2 separate regions of the Homo sapiens genome follow, and region 2 is linked to region 1. The links are chromatin loops, found by intact Hi-C in ENCODE. Cell type or tissue: A673. All regions are shown on one strand.

What was found. Hi-C counts contacts between places; a loop is a spot of excess contacts. Peaks named below come from ENCODE experiments on the same cell type or tissue, not always from the same donor. Only the 100,000 strongest peaks of a DNase experiment are listed, where the experiment ranks them.
Region 2: a loop joins it to region 1, with 5 times the contacts of the local background. A loop is called at or near these places in 1 of 110 quality-filtered maps.

Annotation. Positions count from the first base shown.
Region 1 is chr5:168,893,823-168,901,822 of GRCh38, reverse strand. All of the region lies in intron 4 of SLIT3 (slit guidance ligand 3), which reads left to right. Among named protein-coding and RNA genes, the nearest start is that of SLIT3-AS1, 120 kb to the left of the region's middle. In A673, a CTCF peak has its summit at 3,542; DNase peaks (open chromatin) are centred at 3,212 and 3,472; H3K27me3 peaks cover 4,433 bases.
Region 2 is chr5:168,816,211-168,824,210 of GRCh38, reverse strand. It overlaps SLIT3 (slit guidance ligand 3), which reads left to right. Exons shown (of 36, transcript NM_003062.4): 7 at 880-951; 8 at 6,748-6,911. Among named protein-coding and RNA genes, the nearest start is that of MIR218-2, 52 kb to the right of the region's middle. RefSeq lists an enhancer at 460-1,659. In A673, no CTCF peak of the experiment used is centred here; a DNase peak (open chromatin) is centred at 3,220; H3K27me3 peaks cover 5,864 bases.

The sequences.
Region 1 (8,000 bases):
ACCTGCCTAGTTAGCCAGATCAGCTGCTCCACCCAGACTTCCCTCACGCCCTGCCCTCTTTATATACAGCAGAGAGACACACAGGGAGGATCAGAGTGTTCCACACAGTCAGGACCTGTGTTCTTGCTTTAGGCTATATGACTTTGGGCGAGTCCTTTTTCTTTCGGAGCCTCAATTTTCTCATCTGTAAACCAAGATGGTTGGATCTTTTAGCTCTAAAATTTGTTGATAATTATGGGTTCTGAAAAAAAGATGCTTCCTTTTTAATAGGATCAGTAATAGTTGGGGTGTTGGTCCTCTTCCCTAATCATGGCAAGATCATGTCAGCAAAGGAAGTCAAACTGGGAGGACTGACTGGGTTGTTGGGTTGAGGATGGAGATTCTTTTTATTATTATCTGTATAAACTTATGGGGTAGAAGTGCAATTTTGTTTTGTTTTGTTTTGTTTTGTTTTGTTTTGAGACGGAGTCTCACTCTGTCACCCAGGCTCGAGTGCAGTGGTGTCATCTCAGCTCACTGCAAGCTCCGCCCCCCAGGTTCACGTCATTCTCCCGCCTCAGCCTCCCGAGTAGCTGGGACTACAGGCGCCCGCCGCCACGCCTGGCTAATTTTGTTTTTGTGTTTTTAGTAGAGACGGGGTTTCACCATGTTAGCCAGGATGGACTATCTCCTGACCTCGTGATCCGCCTGCCTCGGCCTCCCAAAGTTCTGGGATTACAGATGTGAGCCACTGTGCCTGGCCTGCAATTTTGTTACATGCACACATCACAGGGTGATGAAGTCAGGGCTTTTAGGATATCCGTCACCCCAGTAACGTACATTGTACCCGTTAAGTAATTTCTCATCATCCAGCCACCTTCTACCCCTCACGCTTCTGAGGCTCCATTGTCATTCTCCTCTATGTCCATGTGTACACATTGTTTAGCTTCCACTTCTAAGTGAGAACCTGTGAAATTTGTCCATGTCTGACTTGTTTCACTTACAATAATGACCTCCAGTTCCATCCATGTTGCTGCAAAAGACATGATTTCATTCGTTTTTATGGCTGAATAGTATTCCATTGTGTATATATACCACATTTTCTTTACCCAATCATCCATTAATGGACACTTAGGTTGATTCCATATCTTTACTATTGTGAATAGTGCTAAGATAAACATACAAGTGCAATTGTTTTTGTTTTGTTTTGTTTTGTTTTGTTTTGTTTGAGACAGGGTTTCACTCCCATCTCCCAGGCTGGAGTGCAATGGCACAATCTAGGCTCACTGCAACCTCCGCCTCCCAGGTTCAAGCAATTCTCCTACCTCCACCTCTTGTGTAGCTGGGACTACAGGCACATACCACTATACCCAGCTAAGTTTTGTATTTTTTGTAGAGATGAGTTTTCACCACGTTGCCCTGACTGGTCTCAAATTCCTGAGCTCAGGTGATCTGCCTACCTCAGCCTCCCAAAGTGCTGGGATTACAGGCATAAGCCACTGTACCAGGCCATAAGTATCTTTTTATATAATAATTTCTTTTCTTTTGGGTAGATACCCAGTAGTGGGATTGCTGGATTGAATGGGTAGTTCTATTTTTAGTTCTTTGAGAAATCACCATACTGTTTTCCATAGAGGTTGTACTAATTTACATTCCCACCAACCACGTATAAGTGCTCCCTTACCTCTGCATCCTTGCCAGCATCTGTTATTTTTTGACTTTTTAGTAATAGCCATTCTAACTGGGGTATGATATCTCATTGTGGTTTTAATTTGCATTAGTGATGTTGAGCAGTTTTTAGGTATATATTCTGGCCATTTGTATGCCTTATTTTGCAAAATGTCTATTCACAGAGAATGAATATTCTCGCTTCTCTTTTCCCGGGGCCTCTGTGTGGAGCCACCATTCCTCAGGAACTGGGAGGGGGTTAGTGGTGAAAGGGTGAGAGACCACAGACACAGCCTCATAGGCCAGAGCCTCAGGGACATCACAGAGCACAGAAGTCCAAGGGGTGCCCACTTCCTGCTTCCTGTCATCTTAGGGGCAATGTTCCATCCAATGGCCTGGCTAAGGTTTCAGAACTCAAGCGTTTAACCAAGATTTTAAATATATTTGTGAAATATTGCATGAAGGCCCCAAAGAAATTTATACTCTTTTCTTTCTTTTTCTTTATGGCAATCATCACTGTAGATAACAACTCTGAACCTACATGGCAATGCTTATAGCTTCATTCATTCTGTCTCTGATTTATTGGAAGGGATCCACAACAGTAGTACAAATGCCCAGCATCATGTACTTGTCATCTTTGCTTTTTGTGGGCTTTTTTTTAAGAGGCAGGATCTCGCTCTGTCACCCAGGCTGGAGTGCAGTGGCATGATCACAGCTCATTGTAACCTCAAACGCCTGGGTTTGAGTGATCCTCTTGCTTCAGCCTCCCAAGTAGCTGGGACTATAGGCATACACCACCATGCCCGGCTATTTTTTATTTTTCGTAGTGATGGGATTTCCCTGTGTTACCTAAGCTAGTCTTGAACTTCTGACCTCAAGTGATCCTCCTGCCTTAGCCCCCCAGAATGCTGAGATTACAGGTAAGAGCCACCAGATCCAGCCCACTTTTTATGTTTTTAGGTTTGCACCTGTCTAGAAGTTCTCTTTGTTTTCTGTTCTTAAGGGAATACAATTGTGGTTATCTACAGAAATAAACTGATGAATAAATGATTTAGAAAAGCTGAAAGAGCAAAAGGGTAGGAGAAGAAAAGAGAAGCCAGAATTTTTACTTTCTTGACTCATTTAGAGAAAATATGCTTTTAGCCTGACTTTTACAAAAGAGATTAAGAATACTTTTACCCAAATGTTTGGATGTTATGGTAATAGCCTTCTCACATAATGTCTTTTAACCTTATACCCTGTTTTCTTTGGGCTTTTGTCAGGGTGGAGGCTGTTTCTCCTTTCTGTGGGTGTACCAGGGAGCTCTGGTTGCATGTTATTAAAAAGCAAGCTCTAAGGACCAGAAGAAAGTGAGGGCGTTTGCAGGTTCAATGGTGTGAGACTTAGAAAAGTTGATAAGAAGGATTAGAATTGAAGGATAAAAAGACTCTTACAAAGCCAAGCCATTATAGGCCCCATTACTTTATATACATTCTCCAAAAATCACATGAATGAAGGGAAAGAAAGGAAGAAAAAAACTGGCTACAGTTCAGAACGTCAATTATGTCCTCTTTTAATCCCCTTTTCACGATTTATTTGACATTTTGAACAGTGGCCAAAAAAGCTATTATAACTATAAAACATATTCATTGGTATAAATCTCATTCGTTGAATGATTTAATTAAGGTATTGACATGCTTAATTGATATGCTAAGCCAGGACCATTTTTATATCTCATTTCCATATGCTTTCTGCTTTAAGAGAAGAGAGGAGCTGGATCTTTAAAAAAAAAAAAAAAAAGTCTCCCTCCATAAAAATGCTATAGATTCATCTGTGCCTGACATCCCGGGGGACCACTTCCTGCCACTTTTCTTGATTTCGAGCCAGCCACTCCTCTAAGTGGCGCTGCTCAGAGGGAAGGTGATGTATACCCAGCTTGAGTGCCTGTCAGGCCCTCTTATGATCAATAGGAGAATATTTATATTAATAAAGCACCAAGTTAATTAAATAAAATGGTCCTCTGGGTAAACTTAAGATACTAGAGGATGGGCAGGAATCGATATATTCTGCAATTTGAACATTAAGTATGTGCCTTGAAATTTTATGGAGCTTTTAAAAACTCGCTTTGTAATGTAAAAAGTTTGAAACCACAAGTTTTCTCTGCCAAAACCTTGTCTCTGGCTTCTGAGCTGAGGGGGACTGGAAGGACTGGAGCTGCTGGAGATGGGAGCTTAGGGGAAGCCCCAGCCGACCTTCCCCTGTTCTGGAGCTCCCCTCTGGCTGGATGCAAAGGTGGGGGGGTGTCTCAGAGGACAAGGCTGGGCTGAAGCACAGAGACCTGAGCTCGGTGCAGGGTCCAGGGAGGATGGCACGTCCTCATCCCCAGAGGAATCTCAGGAGGAGATCCTGGGGAAGCCCAAATGCTAAGATCTTTTGCAAGAACCTCTGTCTGCCAGCCCCATACTTGCTTGGCCTTTCCCTTTTGTTCTCTCAGCCTGTCTCTTTCTGTATGTCCCTTTGTGTGTGTGTGTGTGTGTGTGTGTGTGTGTACGTGCACCTGTCTCCATCCTCTTTCTCTTTGCCTCACATCCGTATCTTTCTCTGTGTGTCTCTTCCTTTCACGGTCTCTTCTGTGAAATGACTGTCTCTGTGTATGTGTGTTTCAGTCTCCGACTTTTATTTCTCTTTTGCTTTCTCTGGTTTTATTGTCTCTGTCCCACTGTGTCAGTCTCCCTCTTTAACTGTCTTTCTCTCCCTCTCTCTGTCTCTCTCTCTCTCTCATCTTTATATCTGTCTATCTTTAAAGGGATCACACGTTCATGGACTCAGCCCCTCAGCACTCAGAGGCTGACTTTCTGGTCTGTCCCTGGCTCCTGGAGCAGCCTCCTCCATGGGGTTTGGAGATGGAAAAGAGGAAAGACATCCAAGGAGTCCTGCCTCAAGCAGCTGGGTCCGCTTGCAGAGGTGACATCATACTTGTCACCCCACTTGTCCGCTCCCAGGGACTGTCTTCTTATTTTCTTAGTGTTGACCTGCAATGCCTAACGCCCTGGGTACATAGTAGTCACCCTAGTAATGATGATGCTTCATTGAAATGTAAGCCCCAAGACAGGTTTAATAGGGTTGTGAGGATTTCCTTCTCCAAAGAGAGTAGCCACAACTAAGGAATTTGTTTTAGTGGTGACAGATGAACCTCCCATTCCCACCTTGCATAATGATGGCTTTTCCTGCACGGCTCTGGACCCCTTTGAAGCTCACCCAGACCCCAGCCTCCTTTGAAAGGCAGAAGGGTGCTTTGACTTGCCCTGAGCCGGCACAGAAGTGGCTGGACCAACATTCTGCTCTTGGCCCAGATCCTGTGCTTGGGCAGGGGCCACTTCCCAGTGTCTTCCCACTGTCCCACCGACGCCCTTCAGGCCCCCCTTCTTTTCCCTTCTCTTTGTGGGAGTCTCCTGCCAACTTCTCCTCTGCACAGCAATTGCTGCACAGTCAACCATTTTCCAACCAGCCTCGTAGGGGCTGGGAGGCTTTAACCTGTGTTCCCATCTTTGCCATCTTTGGGAGATTGTGGTAGATTCCACGAGAGAGAGTCTCCCTGCAGGCCCCAGGAAAGCTTTGAGGCATGACAGGCCAAATGGAAACCAATTACTACTTTCTTTCATATTGAACTTGACCTGGAGTTGCTGCTTTACAGTCTTAGTGTTCCTCTGTAATATTCTGTGGGGCAAGAAGGCAGGGTTTTTCTTTTACTCACAGTGTTGAATGCTGACTTGAACAGATGCAAGTACTGATAAGAACCAGTACTTATCCAGTGCTGGTTTTTTATGAGGGACACAGCATGTGATGAACTCGAAATTCATTAACTATTTTATAATAATTCCCGCACGTAGGTATTTTCATGGTCCGCATTATACAGATGCAAAAACTGAGGCCCAGTCAAGCAAGTGACAAAGCTGGAGTTCACACCAAGGTCTTTTAGGCTCCTGAGCCGTGCCTTCACTACGGTACCTCACTGCCTCCTGGGGTCTTGGCCATAGGCACGACTTCTAGCAGGCATGTAAGGCAAGGAGTTGAGTTACCAAGAAAAGTATGGCTTGGGCTATAGGGGATGAACAGTCTCAGAAACACAAAGGAAGCATTTTAGAAGTTTCCCCCCTGCCTCCTACCTTGGAGGTCCTTTTCTCTTTGCTGGGGACAGGGGAGTTGATTCTATTTGGCACGAGACTAGTGGCAGCAGTCTCACATTTGTCACTAATGAATTTCATCTCTGCAGTTCATTGGGTCCTCCCAGTGCTCATGTCCCTTGTCTAGTGCCTTTCAGGCTTAATGGCCAGAAGCAGGTCTGGGATTAATTATTAGTGTTAACTTCCAACTTGGTGTAAATCTATTGAACTGCATCCATTTTTACATAAATAAGCAAGAGAACAGCATCTATTCTCCTGTAGTCAATATCAGCACATCCACAGGTGTGAGTTATTAGCAATAACTGTAATTGCTTTGAATGGAACAATAAATAGCGCATGGGGTCATGATGAGAAACGTCATTCTATAGTATTAACATAGCTTAATGGCTTAAGCTCCTATATATTTCATCCGTTACTGGGCTTCTGGAGGCCAGCTTTGCAACTCAGGGTGCTGAGCTCTTGCTGAATTGCTTTCCTGCTTTGGTGGAAGATAATTTTGAGCTTTTCTGAAGCATACTGATTTTATCAGCAGATGGCCCCAGGATAGCATCTCACCTCTACCATTGAGGTTTCACTTGTTTAATGGTCTTCTGAAAAGTTACAAGAAAGCACAGACATATACAAGTCCCATGTCCTTGAGCTGCAGTGCTGCCTGCCAAACTCCAACCTCTGGGCAGCCGCAGCCCAGGCACAGCCCCTCCCCACCCTGCCCTGGCATGTTCATGTTTCCTCAGTGGAACAGAGTGGGCCACATAAGAGGAACTCTAGTGCCATATCACAAAGAGTGTTAGGGTTAGGTAGATCCGGAGCAATGTTCCAAGAATCCTTTCTTCATGATCAAGCTGAACATTTAAGGTTACAGTGGGGTAGACACTAGGAAGTGGCTTCAACTTCTCCCAAACTGCAGTGCCTTAGCCCGCTGACTTCCTCTCTTTTTCTTACCTCCTCACCTCACTACAACCCTCAACTTTATTTCTGTACATCTTCAGCCTCTGGGAGGGTTTCCAGAGCTTTTAGACAATTTGCCTGGAAGGAGTCAGATCACAGTGTAGATTATCCCAAAGATCATCAGAACTTCCTCACTGCCAATGACCCTCTTCTAACATCTCCTGGAGGCTGTTGCTTAAAGTATCTCCTTCTGTACCTGAGCTTCATTATCTGTATTATCCTAATCTCTATGAGTGCCAGAATTCAGAAAGGAGGAGGGGAGAAGTTGTTCTTGGAGATGAAACGCTGTCAGGCACACAGCCCTTTTCTGGATTGAATGCATTTTCCAAATCTATTGTACCCTCTCAGGCCAGGTTTAATCTGTATTCCGAAAAATCAAGTTATCTGTCCACTTAGCCTACCTTCCCACTGTAACTGCTCATTCCCACGCCTCAGCTTAGCTCACTAAACCTTTCCCCATCAAAGGCTTTATCTGTGGCTCCTTAGTTCACAAGCCTGTTCTAGGAGCATTAGTTCTCAAGCATGGTATGCCACCAGGGTTGTAGAGGTAGAAGGATGGAGGAGGACAGCCAGAGCTCTTTGTAATCCAAAGGGACAAACTGGACTTGGGGGAAAAAAAGATTCCCATAGCTTGAGATGTATTCTCAGTCATCCATGGACCAAGCAATGGCATAAAATCATGTTCACTTATTTTTTTTATCCACTTAAATTTTTTAAAGCTATGCATCAGGCCTCATGCTGAGCAAATGCTCCTGCCTACACGAAGCTAATAATTTAGTCAGAGAGCCATCATAAAACACTACATTGCCAACCTCCCCATAGTCGGCATGGTGAAGCAACCAGCAACCTTTCCAAAACCAAACTTACTCTTTCCTGTGCCCAGGTAGCTACTCTGCCTTTAGGTTTTTTGATAAAGTCAAATTTGACAGGGCCCTGGGACAAGTTACTGAGTTAAAAAAGACCACCTTGGTGGAGGATCTGCCATTTTATTTGAGCTTTCTTTTTCAGGAAAAGATAAGAGGATGTAGAAAAGAGGTTGAATCAATCAGCCTCACTCCCCTCCTTCCTGACACCAACAGAAATGGGCCCAAGTGGTAACTGAGAATATAAATTTAAGAAAAACATGTTAGAAGCACACTCCCCATCCCCTTAATTTTTGCTAATTATCACATAAGTAGATCTTCACCTATGGGATACTATGCCTCTGAACCTAGGCTATCAGGCCACAGACCTAGGAGGCAA
Region 2 (8,000 bases), 78 kb after region 1:
TCCCAGCACTTTGGGAGGCCAAGGCGGGGTGGATCATGTGAGGTCAAGGAGTTTGAGCCCAGCCTGGCCCACATGGTGAAATCCTGTCTCTACTAAAAATACAAAAATTAGTCAGGCGCCTGTAATTCCAGCTACTTGAGAGGTGGAGGCAGGAGAATCGCTTGAACTCGGGAGGCGGAGGTTGCAGTGAGCTGAGATCGTGCCACTGCACTCCAGCCTGGGTGACAAGAGCGAAACCCCGTCTCAAAATAAAAAGATTAGATGTGCTGAAAGAGTCAGAAGATGCCTAGAAAATACAGAATCACCTATCCCCACAGCATCCTGTGCGAGGCAACACATGCAATGGGAGTATCAAGGAGAATGCAGCAAGGTAGTGCTGGACTCAGATCCCACCTCCAGAGCTTTGCAGTGATTGTTCTTGGAAAACTTATTTTGCCTCCCTGTGGCTCAGCCTCCTCATCCATAATATGAGGATAACACATTTGTAGATTTGTGTGTTATTAAGCATATCTGTTTCCTTCTCCATAAACCGAGGACAGGAATAGGTAACTGGCATTGTAGATGTAAGAATTAGAGATGTTATAATGAAGCACTCAGTGCATAGGAGGGTTTCAGGAAGCGATACTCTTACTCAAGGTGGGTAGGCAAGTCCTGAGAGGACAGTAGAGGGAAGGAGGGCTCCACCTGAATAAAAAAGTCAGGGCATGCTCTTCTCGTCTGGAGACCTGTCCACTTGTCTTCAGCTGCTCCACTGGCTGGGCCATGACTGTTGACTCATGGTCTTGCGGTCACAACCATCCCTCCCCCGACCTACTACAAGCATCTTGGTGCCTCCCCTGCTGCTGCCTGGCTGACCATCTCCCTTGTCTATCTCCACAGTACCCTCAACAACAACAACATCAGTCGCATCCTGGTCACCAGCTTCAACCACATGCCGAAGATCCGAACTCTGTGAGTAAGAAGTCTGTGCATCTCTCCCATTTTCTCCCTACCTCACGCCCAAAGTGCAGCACTCTACGCTGCTTGTCAAACCTACCATGCTATGACTAGGCAGATGGTTCCGACATTCAAATTCCTCCTTCTGCTATTAACCAAGGGGTGCCTTGGCGAGTGAGGGTAGATGTAGAGTCAGGTCATGGTGCCACCAACCATGGTTCTGAACCACCGTTCTGCGTCAGACAGACTCATTTCTCTTACCCTAGAACTGTGGGAATTCTTCCTGTGTTGTGTGCATGTTTTCCGTCCTGATAGAAGAGATTAGTTTTACATTGTCACAAAGCATATAGAACTCTGACTGAATGATTCACCATTTGCTTAGCTAATGTCACGTAACATCAGCAGTTCTGTCAGATTGCCAGTGGTTGCAATGGTTTTCCCCTGAGGAATGACAGTACAGGAGAGTCACTCCTTCTCTCCACCCAGCCAGCCCCCACCCAGCACATTTCCCTGCTCACCTGCTCCCTGGATGATATTCTGACATTAGAATGCCGTCTTTCTCATACTTGGTTCTTTACCTTTGATGTCTTAGGTGGGCTTAAGTTTTCCAGGGTGCATACTCAGGAAACAAATCTCCTCATCGTGACCAATACCGAGAGCAGTTCTAGTGCTCTTATTACCTGGGGAGTTCCCCTCTGCTCCCAGTCAGGAACCTCTTTGTAAGTTTCTCTGTAAGTGGACTCTATCAGCCTTTCCAGAGAGGTTCAGACTTGATACTTGGCTTGTGTTGGTGGAGCTTCGGTGGTATTTGCCTCACACTGGTCAGGGAGAGCCAGCTCCCAAGGGTGTCAGCCAAAAACATTTAGGGCCAAGGCCAAGGGCTAGAATTCCTGCAGTCCCCTTTATTAGCTCTGTTTCCTCTGTTCCCTCCTCTATAAATAGGAATGGTGGTGAGGATCAGATGAAATTAGATATTTAAAGTGCCTGGCAAGCAGTAGACAATAAATGATATTGATTGTTACATTATTATCACACGATCAGAAATCTGGACTGAAAGTTCCAAGCAGCCATCTGATCTGTGCTGCCTGTACAATCCATGAGATTTGGAAATCCTTAGAGCAGAGCTTCCACAGTGGGGTCCCTAGACCAGCAGCATCAATATCACCCAGAACTTGTTAGAAAAGCAAGATTTCAGGCCCCATACCAGACATACCAGATCAGAATCTCTTGGGGTGGCACCCAGCAATCTGTTTTTCATAAGCCCTCCAGGAGATTTTAATGCTCATAAAGTTTGAGAACCACTGCATTCATGAGAAAGCAACTTTATCTTCAGGCAAAGATAAAACAAAGACCAAAGAAGCAATTTATATAAAGAGGTAATACAGAGAACCCTAAGAAGGACACAGAGTTTGCAGTTAGGCCTGAGTTTAAATGGGAGCTCTGCCACTTAATTTGAGCAAGTTTCTTCATTTCTCTGTGCTTCAAGGAAAGTGAGTTCATGAATGCTTGCCTCAAAGTTGCTGTGAGAATGAAGTGCAGTTTAACACATAAAGTGCCTGGTACATGGTGTGCACACAACAAATACTCGTTATTATAAAGAATAATAATCTGAGCCCTGCTTCCATCTTTGCTTCCCAAATTCTTTCCTGGATCCCTCATTGAAAAGCATAACTCAGCCAAGAAAATCTGTTCCTTTCCCTCCCTCTTAAAATAGGGTAGTGCAGTAATGGAATTTTAAGAAGCCATTTGGTCTTCAAAGACCTCTTCAAAGTTCCCAGCAAACCACAGATGAGCTGGGGAAAAGTGGGACCCAGGGCTTCTGGGCAAGAAGCCAAGAGTGCACCTCAGGGTGCTGGGCCTGCATTACCCCAGACATGTGGGTTGCATCGAAGAAAAATGACTCTCACCTGCAGGAATCAGCCGTCCAGCTCCTGTGAGCTGTTCCTGTGATTTATCCTTCCCTTCTTTGTTATTTTCAGTTTAGAAGCAGCAATAACAGAAGCTGGGCTCATTCCCTGGGAGTTGTAGGGACAGGGTTAGGCCTGGATCTGGGGTACTTTGTTTGGGCTGCAGTAGGGCGGGGGAAGAGAACAGGAGGGTTTTTTTCTACTGGTTTCTGTTGTCATTCTTCTCTGCCATCCCGAACATTCATCTGATGAGTTCAGATCAATCAATCAATCTCGTCTGTTCTCTTTGCTCCCTGCCTGCTGCCATTTTCTCTTTAGTTTAATTTCAGAGATGGCTCTGTACAGAACTCCCTGGAGACTTGAGCTGACTAATCCCCCTTCACTGTAATTAAAGTGTGTATGGGGTTGGGGGGGACGGCTGGTGGTGGTGGAGAAGCGGGGAAGAGGAGAGAGGAAGGAAGCCATAAATGGGATTTCTAAAGGAAAGCTTTTATATTGAATTTAGAAAGCCACATTTTATAGAAAATGAACACTGACCCTCTCTAAAAGGATTTGCTGGAAATTTAATTTAGCGTCTGTGGCTAAAAGGCACCTTTTATAAATTGGCATTTGTATTCATTCACCTTATGTTCTGTAGAGGTGGTTTCATCAACATGGAATATGATGTGTCCATCAGCAAAAGATTGCAGAACAACATGCAGGACCCACCTAGCCACCTCGGTGCTACAGTATCTAAATGAGAAACTGCAGCCTTGTCCAGGCAGGGCCATGGGCTGGGAAGAGAGTGAAGTCTGGAGCTAGTCTCCTGTCAGTCGTAATTAACAGTGAACATTTCTTCAGTGGTTTGCTGCGTGCCAGGCCTTGTACTAAGCACTTCCCATGAATCATTTCAATTCTCACAGCAGCCCTAGGAAGGAGGCATCACTAATATCCCCATTTGACAGATGATAACACTGAGGCCCAGAGTTAAATTGCCACCCGAAGTCAAAGTCAGAAAGCACGGAGCCAGTGTCAGACTCAGGCAGTTTGCCATCACAGCCTGAGCTCAGGCCATTCATCAGGAACAAAAGCAGAAGAGCAGGTGCCAGGTGAACAGAAGAAGGGGGATAAGAGCCTCTGCACAGCCCAGGAGCCTATGGAGGCCACCCTCCCTTGTGTCGTTGCTGTCACACCTCACCAAAACTATTGAAAGTAATTAAAATAATGTCCCTTCTCACTCAAGAGGATTAGCGCTACCCCTGACAGTGCCTAAGCTCTAATTTCATGCCATTATGATTATTTTTCTTTTACTATTTGACATGGTATTGCTTAGCTTGATCTCCCAAACATGTTGTGAAAGGCAAGAATCTACCCAGCTTGACTCTTTTAGCATTTCTGGTGGATACAATTCCAAGAAGAGGGAGTGGAGTCTGTTCACCACCCTGGACTCCACTGCCCTGGGCTTTTGACGAGAGCCCTCTGATGGCTCCAAATCAGTCTGGGTCACCTCTTTCCTCTGGTGCTCTTGGGAGGAGAAAAATTTCTATTAAGACGGACAAAGGGATAGGAACTATCTGTATCAAGATTAAGAAGAGAGATAGCTTGGGGCCAGCCAGCCAGGATTGAGACAGGATCAACCTAATAGAATCTTCCAAAAGGGAAACCTCTGACATTTTTATTATCCCAGAAATTAATCAGCTCAGTAAGGATCTGACTTACCTAAACGTCATTTTTGTTGTTCCATTGATCTCTTACCCTTGATCGGAACCGACGGGAATTTGTTTGCATTGATCTGTGATCCGCCACATGCACACATGCTCCTTGGCTCATAGAGAATCCCTGTTGCCTCAGCTTCCGCGCCTCACTGCACAAGAGGGCAACCACCTTTCCAAATAAAAGCCAAACGCTCATTAAAAGGTTCTGCTTCTCCCGGCACACAAAAGAACGGCACCTCAGCCTGCGCATGCCACGGCAGGCTGCCCTGTGGTCTGCTTTGTCCCAGACAGACCTACTGTTGCCGTGTTCCTTGGGCAACATTTATACCCGGCGAAAAGTCAGCTGAAAGTCCACTGCCAAGCCTCCTCTCTGTTTTTGGCATAAAGTGGTTAATGCTTAATGAATAAACAGAGGTTTTGCTTTCCCTCCTAGAACTGAGGTCCTTCCCACCAGCTTAGGATTCTGGTTCGCCAACCCCTTCCTGCCTGTCTCACTTCTTTCCAGAGTCCAGGCGAAGAGCAAGCAGTGCTTGCTTCAGCTCAAGAACTCTAAGCTTTCAAACTCAAAGGGGAGAACTGCGTGGGACCCATTGTACTCACTGTATCTTGGGCCCAGGAGCCTGTGAAAGTGTGTGCAACCCACTGGGAAATGCAAAAAGGAAATTACATCCAGATTAATTATTTTTGAAACAAAATCATAAAAGTCTTTTTCAAAATTGTTAGCAGAAAAAATTACATTTTATATGGGATATAGGTTCATTTAATCTATCTGATATGATGGGATCTGGAGCCCCCTGCGGCGGCCAAGGCCCCAGTGGCCCAGGCCTATGGGAGGCTTTTGCCCACACAGTGGCAGGAAGGCCCTGCTGGCATCCAGCAGGAGGTAGCTGCACTTGGCCAGTGTTTGGCAATGTTGACCTTACACTAAGTGGAGCTTGGTCAAGAGCCCTTCAGCTCTCTCTATTCCAGGCGTGGAGGGGGCTTGAGCCTCTCCACAGGGCTGACACTCAGTAATAACTGGCTTGACACAGACTACTTGAAAGTCTTTATATACTGCTAGCTGATTAGCATGTCCAGGATTTAGGCATTTAAAATGTGCATCCGAAATGCAAGTACATGACAAGCTGACGTGATGAAAACTTACCCACTACCAACTTCTAGTGACCTAGGGTTGTAGGGAACGTGGAAATGGGAAACCCCTGATAGAGAGACCTTGGGGGAAGAACCTGGAATATCCGTAGTTTGCCTTAGAAGCCCCTGGATATCCTTAGTTTGCCTCCCTGGTAGTGGAAAGGAAGTTCAAGTCACTTAACTTGATGGGATTCCCCTCAGAAGTGAAACACACAGATCCCTCCAGGGATTCTTATCTACTCAGGGGCAAGAAATTCATCCGGAACCACAACTACCAGAGGGGGAAAGCCAAAGCGTCCTAGAACTGGTTAGAAAATATTTTCAGCCATACCTGAATCAGTCAGAATAGCAAATACACCAGACAGAATTGAACACAGGAAGGAAAGCAAGGGCACTGTGGAGAGATGGCTATGGATTGCAAGAGTCTGGTACAGACAACACCTTATTTAAGTGGGAGGGTGGAAAGAAGGTACATCCTCTAAAAATTTCCCTTCTGTCTGCAGCCTGCTCACTCCAGCTAGTGCACACAAAGTGGTATTGGTTTTAAGCCCACAAGCATTACATGCAGTGGGTTTATTAAAGGACACTTAGCGGGGGAACGAAGAACAACTCAGGGAAAGGCAACAGCGTCTCTCAGCTGCATGTCGCTGGAGATGGGGGCATTGAGATTGAGAAGCATGTTTCAAGCAACCTGTAACTCATGCTGGCTAAAGTGCTGAAATTTACAAATAAATAGCCCTTTTGTAAGTTTGACTCCAATCAGGATGTCACTGTAATAATGTCACTCCCCTTTTCTCATGTGCTGAGGCTTGCTTGAGTGAAAAGAAAAGAGGGTGGACTTGCTATTAAAAAATGAGCTTTGCTCAGAACCCCGGAGGCATCCTTTGGATGTGACCTGGCAATGAAAGGGTTGGGGCTCCCATGTTTTTGGTAGTGCAGAGGGAATTGCTTCCCTGGGCTCCTAGGGATTTTCACACTGGAGAAAGGGGCAACAGGGGTTTTGGTCACTCTGTCTGGCCAGTGACAGCCTCCACACTTCACCTGTGACCATGCCTTCTCTCTGTCCCGCCCTCTCCCAGGCGCCTCCACTCCAACCACCTGTACTGCGACTGCCACCTGGCCTGGCTCTCGGATTGGCTGCGACAGCGACGGACAGTTGGCCAGTTCACACTCTGCATGGCTCCTGTGCATTTGAGGGGCTTCAACGTGGCGGATGTGCAGAAGAAGGAGTACGTGTGCCCAGGTGAGGATGCTTTACCTGCTCTCCCCTCCTGTGCTATGACCCACCCACCCATGAGCTCCCACAACATCACCCTGACCTTGAACACATACCCTAGCCCAGAGCTTGGTGTGGAAGGAACCCCATAGGTCGTCCTCAGTACTCAGTAGTCACTTAAAGAACTGTGACGTGCCTCAAAGGGTTTTAAAACAGAAACTCTTGTCATCTGGTAAAGGGAAATGCTAAAAGAATTCATGAACTACTTTTTCAGCCCCTAGTCCATTGATACTAGAAACCGAACATTTGTTGAGCCACACATAAAATGGAAACAGGTATAACGGAGGTGTTCTAGCATCTGCTAAACATGTTCCTGTCGTCCCATTGCTCATAGAAATTGGAAGACAAGATAATGTAGGCTCTGGAGTCAGCTGCTTGGCTGGAAATCTCAGCTCTGTCCCTTAGTGGTGTGTGACTTTGGCAAGTTACTGCTCATCCGCAATATGGAAATAATAATAGTTCATAACTCAAAGAACAGGTGGGAGGATTAAGTGAAATAATGCATATAAAGCACTTAGCATAATACACAGCCCTTGGTAAAAGCTAAATCAGTGGAGCTTAATTATTATAGTTTAGTGGGCTCACAAAATGTGCTGAGCAAACATAAGAGTTTGATCTGTGGGTAATCGAAATGTAACAGAAGCACAGATTGCCTATGTGGCACAGAAAACAGAATGATGCAGACACATAACTGAAGGCAGCTCAGATCTCTGGGGATGGGAGGTGGCTGAGTAACCCAGGAAAATCTTTCCAGGGGATGTAGCTTTAAAACAGAGTCCTGGCTGGGCACAGTGGCTCATACCTGTAATCCCAGCATTTTGGGAGGCCAAAGCAGGTGGATCACCTGAGGTCAGGAGTTCAAGACCAGCTTGACCAACATGGTGAAACCCCGTCTCTACTAAAAATACAAAAATTAGCTGGACGTGGTGGCGGGCACCTGTAATCCCTGCTACTCAGGAGGCTGAGGCAGGAGAATCGCTTGAACCTGGGAGGTGGAGACTGTAGTGAGCCAAGATCGCACCACTGTACTCCATCCTGGGCCACGACAGTGAAATG